2 separate regions of the Homo sapiens genome follow, and region 2 is linked to region 1. The links are chromatin contacts, found by Hi-C or POLR2A ChIA-PET in ENCODE. All regions are on one chromosome and are shown on one strand. The core of a region is the stretch at or near the end of the contact, and the rest is flanking DNA. Distances in the headings are between cores, read along the strand shown.

The links. A loop is a pair of places that touch in the nucleus more often than their neighbours do. ChIA-PET counts read pairs that join two places held with the same protein, here RNA polymerase II (POLR2A).
Region 2: a map of HepG2 shows a loop between it and region 1 (4-fold over the local background). The contact joins two enhancer-like sites. A Hi-C loop is called at or near these places in 9 of 168 maps with a recorded cell type or tissue (CD14-positive monocyte, GM11168, HepG2 and 5 more). POLR2A ChIA-PET finds 5 or more read pairs at or near these places in 8 of 52 experiments (AG04449, BJ, HEK293 and 5 more).

Annotation. Positions count from the first base shown.
Region 1 is chr11:12,064,138-12,070,637 of GRCh38, reverse strand. No RefSeq gene overlaps it. Among named protein-coding and RNA genes, the nearest start is that of LINC02989, 19 kb to the left of the region's middle. RefSeq lists enhancers at 3,965-4,487, 3,503-4,702. Within about 2 kb of position 4,322, at least 22 of the 41 ENCODE cell types and tissues checked have a DNase peak (open chromatin) inside an H3K27ac peak, as active enhancers do; they include PC-9, where a contact is called at or near this core.
Region 2 is chr11:12,283,354-12,289,816 of GRCh38, reverse strand. It overlaps a transcript of MICAL2 not described here. Among named protein-coding and RNA genes, the nearest start is that of PARVA, 91 kb to the left of the region's middle. Within about 2 kb of position 4,581, at least 6 of the 41 ENCODE cell types and tissues checked have a DNase peak (open chromatin) inside an H3K27ac peak, as active enhancers do; they include PC-9, where a contact is called at or near this core.

The sequences.
Region 1 (6,500 bases), core at 3,073-5,572:
ATGTCTGAGGGAGCCGCAGAGCCAGGGTACACAGCGTGCACACCAGCGTGGCAGGGGACAATGTGTTCCCATCTTCGGAGGCCCTTTGGTCCTCATATTTCGTAGACTCAATGACACAGACCTTCTGGAACATCAGGAGACTCCTCAGAACACTCTGAACCTCTTATTGTTTACACAACAGCAGCTGCTATGAGATTCCCAGAGCTAATCCTTGTGCAATTACCCATGTTAGAAGTGAGGAGACTGAGGCACAAAGAGATTTGCACCTAAACTGGGATCCAAAAACTGGTGAGGGCTGATAAGTGGGTGGGCTATGGTCCCCAAGAATGTCCATTATAGGTCTGATGCTCTGATGGTGGGTTTCAATTAGTAGCAGCAGTAAACATCTCCAAATAAAATGTTGACTTTACCTCTGTGTTGTGGGCCCTGCCATTTGTGAACCGGATGGGCAGTAGTGGATGGTGATGCTCAGAGTTCTAGATGCCAGGGGTTTGATGGTGGTAGAAGTGGCCATCAGAGCAGGCACCCCACATAATTGCCCAGCCACATCCATAGAATGGGGCTTCTCTCATCATTAAGACAACAGATACGTGTCTTCATAAGGCCCCCAAACAACCAGCCTTTTAAATTTTGTTACTTGTTTTGTGACAGTATATAATCCTAAGTCACCTTTCTAAGTGACACTGACACTTATCTGAATCCCAGCGGCCCAAGCAGGATTCCATGGATAACGAAACCCACTTTGTCCTTTTCTTTAATAAAGTTGTCACCCGAATCCCTGCCCTCTCAACTCTCCACTATGAAATATGTAAGCCGTGATTATTTTTCCAAATGATACTGAAGTGCGTAGACTTTCAATAAGAAATGACTCGGGGTATTTTATTCAGCCAGAAATTGATGTGGATGTTTCTACAAAACTCTCATTTGGGTACTTTCTTATTTAAAATTTTTTCATGAAAATTAAGCAGCATTTTTGCATAATTGAGTGTTCTTGGGCATTTAGTTTTTTATGGCTGAATGTTTTATTTGAAAGTCTACATAAATTCCTTTGTGAAGGGAGGTGGAGCAGCAAGAAGAGGGAAAGAGGAGAGAGGAACGCGGCGCAGGGCCTGGCTACATGGGCCCCAGAGCACGTGTCGGCTGGGCAAGGGAATGGGCAGATGAATGAATGGAACGATTGTCAAGCAGGGGACGTACGTAATCATTGCTCCTCCCTGTCACCTGCAAGATCATCCAGAAATCTCTGATAAACAAACACCTGCCAGTTCAGGGCTCAGGGCCCTCTTCAGAGATTGGAGGCTACCTGGGACCCGGGACAGAGCAGTGGCTGATGGATACCAGATGCGACACCTACCCTTCCCTGCTGGCCGCCTGCTAGTTTATCAAACCCCTCCACATGGTTTCCTCCTGGGAGGAACACCCCTCCCAGGAGGCGGAGCAGGGATCTTCCTGTTGTACACTTGGGTTCTGCACCTGGAGCCAAAAGGAGCACTGTGCCCAGCTGGAAGAGGGGGAAGTCAGAATCAGCATGCAAGTTGGATGTCAGTGTGGTGAGGCCACTCTAAGCATAGGAGACCTGACAGGTGCCAAGTCCCAGCCAGTGTCTCAACCTTCATAAACCCGCACACTTAGATATCTCTCCCCACGAGGCCACAAAATTGAATTTGTAGATTAAATGGTGAGAATAATAAGAATATCATGTGTCCATTTTCTTTTTCCTTCTTTTTTTTTTTTTTTTTTTTTTTTGAGATAGAGTTTTGCTCTGTCACCCAGGCTAGAGTGCAGTGGCGCAATCTCGGCTCACTGCAACCTCCGCCTCCCAGGTTCAAGAGATTCTCCTGCCTCAGCCTCCCGAGTAGCTGGGATTACAGGTGCCCGCCACCGTACCCGGCTAATTTTTGTATTTTTAGTAGAGACGGGGTTTCACCATCTTGGCCAGGCTTCTCTCGAACTCCTGACCTCATGATCCACCTGCCTCAGCCTCCCAAAGTCCTGGGATTACAGGTGTGAGCCACTGCACCCAGCCCATGTGTCCATTTTCAAACAGCACACCTCCTTCATCTCAGACTCTGGAAAAGTACCCTAGGGGTCCCAGGCCCCACATACTCCACCCCTCCCAAGTGAGACTGCCCTTCAGTGAGAGACAGGGGGCTGGTCCCCTCTTCTCTGTAGGGTGGGACCATAAAATACTTCTGGTAGGGGGGAAACAATAGGGCCATTTGACCCTGAAGATCCAGGGGCCCCTACTTTTGGCTGTTGTCCACTAGAAAATTTGGGCAAAGAAACAGAGAGAGAATTGGTTAAAAGCACCAATCCTCAATTAAACCCACTGACTGTTTTTCTACATGAAAAATCTGAGCATGAAGAAATGAGCTAAGTGTTGAGTGGGAAGTGTCTCAAAATCTGCAAACTGCCAAGACTTACTAAGAATCTCAAAGACTTAACCCAAATTATTGAGGGACAATGGCTCGCTAGACCCCTCCCGAGGATGGTGAGTAGGATGACAATGACACGCGAGAGACAGCTAAAAGAAACAGGGACATTCATCTTGAAAAGCATGCAGCTGCTGTTTTTGAATCTCTGGGGCGCTCCAAGAGGAGCAGGCTAGTTCAGAGTGGCCTTTCAAGTGAGGACAATGAAGGGGGGTACACACAGGGAGACAGCAGGGAAAAATGAGGAGGGGCCAAGAGTGAGAGCCATCAGACCCAGGCTGGGCTGATCCATAAGGTCCTGAGCTCTCTGCCCCTGGCAGAATCACAACAGTCATTAATTCATTCATTGAATCAACCTATCAAGGTGAAAATCAGTGTGATGAGGCCACCACTAAGCTTAGGAGACCTGAGCAGGTACAGTGGTAAAACTGTGCATTCAATGAATGAATGAATATTTGGATACTGGAAGCAGGGCGTTCAGGACCTTACAGGCCAGCGCCTGAGGTCTAGCAATGTCTGGATGTACTGAGGTCTAGCAATGATTTGAATGCCAGAAGTAAAACTGACAAGACAGGCAAAGCTGTTGCTTTTAGAAAGCTCACATTCAAGCAGGAGAGATAAACAACACACACATACACACAAAAAAAAAGCCATGAAAAAACTAAAATGTATACATACACAGTAGAGATAGGGTTATGCAAAAAAAAAAAAAAAAAATTGAACAGGATTATGGGAGAGGGCATGCTTGTGTTTCCTTTGGATTGGGGAGTAGGAGTTAGCTTTTAGCTAGGAAGGTGGGAGGGGAGCATCAGGAGAGGACGGGAGAGAGTGACCTTTGAAATTCCTTCCTCTCTGAATCCACAGTCTCACAACATACCACTGCCCATTTGCTTACTAAGATCTGCAGAGGGACCCGTGCTGCAGTGAATACAGTTAAGGCAACTTTGCACTAAGCCCCCAGTGGGTGTTTGGATAGGGCCAGGCGTCCTGAGCATGGTAAAGTGGCAGCTTCCCCTTCCTCCCACCTGCCGCTCCCTGCACATTCTGCCTGCCTGGCAGGCTGGATTGTGTAACTGCTTGGGCTTGTGTTAAGAGCCTAGCTCAGCATGGAGCTTGTAAATCTTCTCTCACATCATGAAATGCCAGCAATTTCACAGCCAGGGATTCCTGTTCTCATAAAGTCCCCACACCAGCAGACTTACATCTAAAAGTGTCCTCTGGAATGACAGATTGATGTCAGAGCTGCCTGAAGCCAAACACCAGGGCAGGCAGCCTCGTGGCTCACTCGGAAGGAAGGGCTCCCCTGCAGCCCCTGGAATTGGATGTCATGATCGCCAGGCCTGGTTGGTGGGGCTCTGCCTGCAAAGGGATCGTAAAACACAGCTTCCTGAGGAGAAATGGAAATGATGGCCCCACACTGAGAACCAAGCACCTGGAACACATTTGTGTTCAACACTATTTGAGGGGATAAAAAGAAAAAAAAATGCTTCTAAACATATATGCAGTTGTAATCCATATGGGAAATACTCACTTTTGAGTGACTCTTACTTGGCTCCCATTAGAATGACCTGTGGAGCTTTTCAGAGATAAGCATACAGAGAACTGCGGTTCTCAGGAGATCCTGATTCAGGAGAATCTAGAATCTAGAAAGGGGCCCCTGCATCTGTGGAAAAAGTTCCACAGGTGAAGATTTACCACCCAATACGTAAGAACAACAAAAGATGAGTAACAAGAAGGACATCGTGGCAGCCTTCTAATACGGTCCCCAATGACCCCCACCTCCTGGTATTCAGAACTTGTGCAATCCCCTTCCCTGGAGAGTGAGCTGGACCTGGTGACTCACCTCTAAGCATTCAGCAGGGCACAAGATAAAGGGATGTCACTTCTATGAATAAGTTACAAAAAGGGGGTGGCCTGTTTGGGCACCTTCTTGCCTGCTCTTGTTTGCTTGCTCTCAGGAAAGCCAGTCGCCATGTTGTGAATTGCCCTGTGGGGAGACCCACATGGCAAGAAATTGATGCCTTCAGCCAACAGCCAGTGAAGACTTGAGGCCTGCCCACAGCCACATGGGCAAGCTTGGACATGCACCCTCTTCCAGCGGAGGCTTGAGACGATGGCTGCCCCAGGGGATACCTTGACTGCAGCCTTGTGAGTGATCCTGAGCCAAAGGCACCAAGAAGAGTGCTCCCAGATTCCCAATCCACAGAAGTTTTGAGATAATAAATGTGTTATTTTAAGCTGTTACATTTTGGGAATAATTTGTTATGCAGCAATAGGTAACCAATAAAGACGTGTAACAAAACATGAATTTTGGGGCAGGGGGATTATGAGTGATCTGTAACTTCTTCCTTTTGCTGATCAACATTTTCTTTTTCTTTCTTTCTTTTTTTTTTTTTTTTTTTGAGACAGGGTCTCAATCTGTCACTCAGGCTGGAGTGCCATAACATGCTCACAGCTCACTGCAGCCTTGATCTCCCAGGCTCAAGCAATCCTCCCACCTCAGCCTCCCAAGTAGCTGGGACTACAGGCATGCCCCAAGATACCTGGCTAATTTTATTTTTTTATTTTTTTAGGCGGAGAAGGAGTCTCACTCTGTTGCCCAGGCTGGAGTGCAGTGGCACCATCTCCGCTCACTGCAACCTCTGCCTCCCGGATTCAAGTGATTCTCCCATCTCAGCCTCACACACTCACACATAGCTGGGATTGCAGGTGCCCACCACCATGCCTGGCTAATTTTTGTATTTTTAGTAGAGACAGGGTTTCACTATGTTGCCCAGGTTGATCTTGAACTCTACCTGCCTCTGCCTTCCAAAGTGCTAGGATTCCAGGTGTGAGCTACTGTGCCCTGTTTATATTTTCTATTTGTTTTTAATGTTACTATGGATTATGTTCAAAATGAAAAATTATTTTAAAATTATATTTTAAAAACTTGTAAAGGAAAACATAGGAGAAAATGTTTATGACCTTGTTAGGCAAAACTTTCTTAGACAAGTCACCAAAAAGGGCAATCTAAAAAGAAAAACAAGGTAAATTGGACTTTATCAAAATGAAAATCTTTTGCTCTTCTAGAAATACCATTAAAAATATGAAAAGACAAGGCCAGGCATGGTGGCTCATGCCTGTAATTCCATTACTTTGGAAGGTCGAGGCGGGTGGATTGCTTGAGGCCAGGAGTTTGAGACCAGCCTGGTCAACATGGTGAAACCTCATCTCTGCTAAAAATACAAAAATTAGCTGTGCGTGGTGGTGCATGCCTGTAATCCCAGCTACTTGGGAGGCTGAGACACAAGAATCGTGTGAACCTGGGAGGAGGAGGTTGCAGTGAGCTGAGATCCTGCCACTGTGCACTCCAGCCTTGGCGACAGGGAGACTGTCTCAAAAACAAACAACAACAAAAAAAACCCCAAAAAGACAAGCCACAGACTAAGAGAAAAGAATTGCAAATCATATATCTGATAAAGGACTTATTTCCAGAATATATAAAGAACTCTTACAACACTAAGACAATCAACCAAATTAAAAATGAGAAAAACATTTGAACAGACATTTCTTTGAAAAAGATACACAAATGGCTAATAAACACATGAAAGGACATTCAACACCCTTAGTTATTGGGAAAATGCAAATTCAACCACGAAGAGGTACCACAGGATGTGAAGAAAGTGGAACTCTCATACGTTGCTGGTGGGAACATAAAATGGAGCAACCACTTTGGAAAACAATTTGGCAGTTTCTTAAAAAGTTAACTATAAACTTATTATATGACCTACTCCTAGGAATGTAACCCAGAGAAATGAAAACATACGTCCACACAAAGACTTGTATGCAAATATTCACAGCAACTTTGTTCTTAATAGGCAAAAACTGGAAACAATCCAAATTTCCATTGACAGGTGAATGAATAAGCAAAATGTAATAAACGCATCCACTGAGATAGTACTTAGCATAAAAAGAAAAAAGTACTGATTCATGCCACAACATGAATGAACCATAAAAACAGTATGCTAAGGGAAGGAAGCCACACAGAACAGAATACATGTTGTATGATTCTGTTTATACGAAATGTCC
Region 2 (6,463 bases), core at 3,332-5,831, 220 kb before region 1:
TGGATGGATCACTTGAGCTCAGGAGTTCAAGACCAGTCTGGCCAACATGGCGAAACCTTGTTTTTACCAAAAATACAAAAATTAGCCAGGCATGGTGGTGCGCGCCTGTGGTCCCAGCTACTCGAGAGGCTGAGGTGGGAGGATCACTTGAACCTGGGAGGCGGAGATTGCAGTGAGCTGAGATCACGCCACTGCACTCCAGTCTGGGTGACCAAGTGAGACCCCATCTCAAGAAGAAAAAAAAAAAAAACAAAAAAAAACAAGAGGTGCCCAGTGGCACAGGACACAAAGTAAAAGCTAGTTGTCAGCAAAATATGAACTCCATTAGTTTCCCACCCTCTCACGCACTCAAGCCGCGTCCAGTAAAGACATTGCTGAAGCCCTGGCCCATTCCAGAGGGGGCTGCACACTCTACCCAGCCAGGATTTCTCCAACTCTTGAGCCAAGAGCTCCTCATTGGCCAACTCACATCCCCCTCTGCTGGCCGTTTCCTTGAAACCTTGGTATGGCCCACCGGGGGCTGCCTTGCCTTCTGCAGGGGTCTCAGTCACACGTGCAGCTGGCCCTTAGGGTTGTTTTGTGCGAAGGAGGCTGATGCGCACACCAGCGCCTGAGTTTCAGCATCCAGGCTGCCTCTGGGTCAGGCGCTTGTGCTACCTCCTCTCTGGGCCCTCTGGCAGCAGCAACCTTTCTCGTAGATCCTAGAGGTCATCTGGCAGCATGATCAGCTGGGGAGGGTGCCCAGGGCAGCCACATATCCCCTCCGGCCCTCCCACCTGGGGCTTGGGGCCAGAACCAGCTGTGATGGGGCAGTAATGCCTCTGGACAGGAGGGATGGTACCATGCATTCTGCTCCCAATGGCAATGCCAGCCCTGCTCCCTGAGGTTTTCTTTTGGGCAAAGTAAAGACAATAAAAAAGATGGCTCTCGTGGCTTTCAGCTCTGGGGATTTTCGGGAGACTGGGACTCCATGGTGCAGCTTCCCAGAACTTGGAGGTTTTGCAAGGCTCAAATCCCCCTCAAAGTCTTGGAGCGCCCTCTAGGGGCGGCAGCCTGAGCAGGCCTGAATCCATGTCCTCCCTTTGTACGCAGTCCAGCCAGCTCGCTCCTTGGTTCCTTACTTCATTCATTGATTCAGCAAACAAGGATTGGGTTCCTCCTCCGGGCCAGACCATGCTAGACACTAGGCTGATTGAAATGATCAAAACTCAAGCCCTGCCCTCAAAGCAGCTTTTGTATACTCTCGAGAAACGCTGTGCAATACTCCTTGATAACTAAAGGCTGAGTTTCCCAGGCCCATCCCAGACACCATGGGGCTGCTCAGCAGTCCTCTTGCTCCTGCACCTCCCCCAGCGACCCAGCCCTATTGGGAGGGTCTCCCACCAGCCTCCCTGCTCTCACCCCAGGCTGGGAGCTTCCTGAGGAGGGACTGATCCCCCACACTGGTGGCACACAGTAGAGTGGGCTGGAAGCCTTGGGATGGACCCTACACTCATATAGTCCGGGCCTGGGCAGCAGGCTTCCAGGGACTTGGGGAGGGCCAGAGCAGGGCAGTAAAGGCGATGACCCATGTGTGGCAATGCTAGCTCCTCTGCCCTCTGCTGTCGCCGCTGGGGGCTGTCAGAGGATTCAGGAGTGACTCTAGGCTGTCCTCAGATGAAGTGGCCTGCCCAAGAGTGCAGCCCTGGGTCCTGCTCCCAAGGTGCCCCTGTCCCAGCCTGACCTGGTGTGACGGTGGTGCGTCTGGGGATGGTGGGGGAATGACTCACTGGCTGGGAGCCTTGACTCAGAAGGAAGGAAGACCAGGGCTCAGTTCCAACTGCAACAACGTTTCTTGGTAGAAACCCCTGTCTAAGCCAAGGCCTTTCTGGGTCCTCCTCTCCTAGGGTGAGGCTGGAGAGGGAGTGGGTGTGGGGGGAGGTGGAAGGCAGCGATGAGCCTGGAACTGGATGAAGAGTCTCTGCCCCTCGCTCAGGGCCTGAGGAGGTAACTCTGCTCAGTGAGTGCTGCAGTCCCTGGATCCCCGGCCTGCCTAGATGCTGTGAGACTGTGCGTGTTCACTGCGCCCCCTGGCAGGGCCTGCCGCCTCAGCACCTGCCACAGCCCTGCTCTTCCCCAGGACACTGGGACCAAGGGTGACTCAGAAAAAGGAGCAGGTGTGTATGTGTGTGTATGTGTAGGGGTGTGAGTGTGTGTGCGTGTGCATGTGTGTGTGTGTGGATGTGTGGGTGTCTGTGTGTAGCATCCTGTTTTGTGTGAGGCCGTTAATCTGATGGCCCAGTCTCACTCCAGTGTACAGAATCAAATCATAGAGTTCCTGAACCTCAGTTTACTCATCTGTATTTCAAAAAGCTTAGAGGCAATGATGGCTAAGGCCCTGTCTGGGTGAAACTGTAGAATCCTAAGGCTCCATAATTCCTGAGCCAGGGGTGGGGTGGAGGGGGATGGGAAGATCTTGAGTCCCTTGGAAAAGGCTCCCTCTAGTCAGCAGTGGAAATAAAGTCAAGCTTATATTTTATTTCTTGCCTCTGACAACCAGGAGGCCATGCCAGAGAGATACCATGTAAGGAATGAGAACGGCTGCCCCTGAGAATTAACCAGAGATCTTCTGCCCAGCCCCAGCCTCCCACCCCCAGAGAGCTAGTGACTCACTCCACCAGAATTCTCTCCTCCAGTTCTGGTATTTGCTTGGGGTTGGAGACTGGAAGCTATTGGCCCGTTGCAGAGCTGCTGTGGAAAAAGAAAGGGACAGGGAAGATGGGGTGGGAGGAAGAGTCCATTAAATGTGTAGAGTAAGTAGGAATTTATCTCCTATAGCTCAATTACCACAAGTCAATAGACTAATGATTATAATAGACTGAACTCTCTCCTTCCCTCACACCATACTGCTGTCCCCACAACACACTCTACCAAACTTTTCATTTGTTCACACATCAAATATTTTTGTGTTTTTGTTTGCTTGTCACCAGGCTGGAGTGCAGTGGTGGGGTCATGGCTCACTGCCCCCTCGACCTCTCGGGCTCAAATGATACTCCCACCTCAGGCTCCCGAGTAGCTGGGACTATAGGCATGCACCACGACACGCAGATAATTTTTTAATTTTTATTTTTTATAGAGACAGGGTCCCACTGTGTTGCCCAGGTTGGTCTCAAACTCCTGGGCTCAAGTGATCCTCCCACCTCGGCCTCCCAAAGTGCTGGGGTTACAGGCATGAGCCACCACACCTGGCATCAAATATTTGAGACCCTGCTATGGGACAGGTACCACCCTCAGAGAATGCCTCAAATTATGAACCATCATTACTAAGATCATCAGTGAGCATCTACATGCATCTATGCGTATATGCATATGTGTAGACATATTTATACATGCATGTGTACATACGTACATGCACATATTCATTCATGTCAGAACAGTTATTTAAAGCTAAGGTCATCACGGGCCATCAATGTTCCATATATGTAATACATTAAAAACTGGAGCTGCTCTGATTGAAGCCAGGAAGCTGCAGGAAGTTCTACTCTCTGCCTCCCCTTTCCCCACAGAGCCCCCCAAACCCTTTGGAAACCAGGTTTAATTGAGGCTGTGGACCATCATTGCTGTGGCCCTCCCTTGGCCTGGTTCCAAGGGAAACATATTTGCGGGACACTGTACTTCCTGTGGAAGACCCCTCTGCCAGCTGGGCCTTGAGGATTAGCTGAGCAAAATGAACATCACATGCAGAAGAAAAACAGGTCTTGGTCACTTAGGGTGTGAGAGTGGGCAGTGGGGTCCACGTGTTCCCTGTTCCCAGGCAAGGCCTGCAGATGCATTCCCAGGCTTCAGGCCCCTGCGCCTCCATCACTGCTGGAGAGAAAGGATGGGGACGGTGAACATCTGAATGTGCACACAGGCAGGGCCAGGAAGCATGAACGGAAAGGAAGCCCAAGGGCATGATGTGGGTGTGGGAGATGGACGCAGGGAGGGTCTGAATCCAGGACCCTAAATCCAAGGCCCAGCTAGCCCAGCCCTCTGTCTTTCTTTCTGTCTAGAAACAGTCCTAGATATTCCACTCCCTGCCAGGTCTCACAGTGGAACTCTTTCTTAGCAGCCAGGCTGTGGAGCACAGGTGACAATTACTACCTGGGGGCTTTCCTTCCTCAAGACCAGCTCCTTCAGCTCCTCTCTTTCCCTTACTCCATTTGTGAAAATGCCTTTGCAAAAATTATAACTGAGAAAATTATGACAGTGACAGAGATCTGACTTAACCAATCCCTCTTGCTTCTAACCTCCACCCTGTCTTTGTTCATTCCTGGGCGTAGGCTGAACTAACTTTGGGAGGAACTTAGTTTATAGTTTAGTTTGGAAACAAAGACGATAACAGCCCTTTCCCCAGACAAACCCCCTTCCTGCCTGGGGACAAGACTGCCTTTGCAGGACTAACAAATTAGCCGCAAGATTAGAAATTGTGGTTTAAGAGTCATGCAGCTGGAAGTTGCAAGATTCCGAACCTTCCCAAATTGCATCTTGAGGCTAACATCACTATTGTAAAGCCTAAGATCAGTGCTTGGGATATTTTGCAGACTCTGCGCTCAGAGGTTCAACTGGCACCACCTAGATTGATAAACTGGCTCATCTGGTCTTTTAGCCCCCACTCAGGAACTGACTCAGTGCAAGAGGACAGCTTTGACTCCCTATGAGTTCATCTCTGACCTGACCAATCAGCACTCCCCATTTTCCGAACCCCTTCTCAACAAATTATCTTTAAAAATCCTGATCCCCGAGTTTTCAGGGAGACTGATTTAAGTAATAATAAAATTCTGGTCTCCTGTACAGCCAGCTCTGTGTAAATTAAACTCTTTTTCTATCGCAATTCCCCTGTCTTGAGAAATCAGCTCAGTCTAGGCAGCAGGCAAGGAGAACCCTTCGGGTGGTTACATTTGGAGGCGCTTCATGTCTGCTCTGTCTGGCAGGTTCCCAATCCCACAGGCCTGCTCTCAAAATCAAGCCCATGGGTTTGAGGAGGAGCCTGTATGGATGGGCACACAGTCTTCCCAGCTCCCCATGAGGAGATGAATAGCCCACCCCCCAATTGCTGGCTGCCTGGGCTTTCCAGGCTGGATGTTTTCCATAAGGAGCAAGCAGGTCTTAAGCACAGCTACATCCTGCTGGCCAAAGCTAGCCTCTTAATCACTTAATGAAGACATTTCTAAAAAAAAAAATTGCATAAAGCTCTAATTGCTTCTTCTTAGCTTGTAACTTTGTGGAATGGAACCTATTGGAAATGGCTAAAGTTCAAGAGAGATTTTCCATCACTGGTGTTAATAGAACACACATGCACACATTTTTACCACAACGGGAACAATAGGGTGGGTAGTAATGACTTCATCTAGTAATGCTGAGCAGCATAAAGTGGGCTGATCCCTTCTTTTTAGCTTATATTCTATGTGTGTTTATTTATTTTAAAGGAGCACTTTCAGAGATCTTAGTGCATGACCCACTGTAAAAGGAGTGAGAGGGTATTTTCCCATGTGGTGCTGATGATATCATTTCATTGCTACAAACTGATAAGTGTCCTCCATATTCCATTGGATCAAATTATTGCCAGAAAAAAAGATGGATAAATATCAATTCCTCTAAGCCAGAATAATTCGGGGCAGGTTGTTCTCCTAAATCTAATTAGTTTATAGCTAAGAGTCCAATGCACTAGATCGATTCATTTAGTTGCTTGGGTGTGGATTTCACAATGAATTCATCTAGGAAGGCCTTCCACAAAGCTGCATTTCTGAAACTCCCAAAGTGTAGAACATGGTCCACTGTGTCAAAGCCCCTGGGGATGCTTACACAGAATGCACACACTTGGCACCACTCCAGACCCACTCAATCTGAATTTCTGATGGTGAGAACCTGGGAATCTGCCTTTTAAACAAGATTATCACGAATCCCTGACCCTGATGTTTTAGGGGGCTTTCTGCAGCCTCCATAACATAGGGTGTGAGCTGTATTTCAGGCCATCCTCTTGGGCACGCTCTGTGAACTTTGAGGATGTAATAAGTTTCTTCATGTGCCAAGGTAGTCCCCGAAGTCTTTTTAAAAATTGTGGAAAATAATATACATAATATAAAAATTGTTACTTATACATTTTTAAGTCTAGATTTCAGTGACATTAAGTACACTTACCCTGCTGTGCAGCCATCACCACCTCACCACCACCCATCTCCAGAACTCTGCCCTCATCCCAAACTGATGTATGTCCTTTTATGACTGGCTTATTTCCCTTAGCAGCATGCTTTGCAGGTTCATCTAAGTTGTAGCACATGTCAGAGTCCCTTCTTTTTAAAGTCTGAATAACATTTTGCTGTATGGATATACTGCGTTTTGTTTATCCATTTGTCTGTTGAACATTTGATTTGTTTCCCCCTTTTGGCTAATGTGAATAATGCTTCTATGAGCATGGCTGGACCAACGTAGAGTCTTTTTTTTT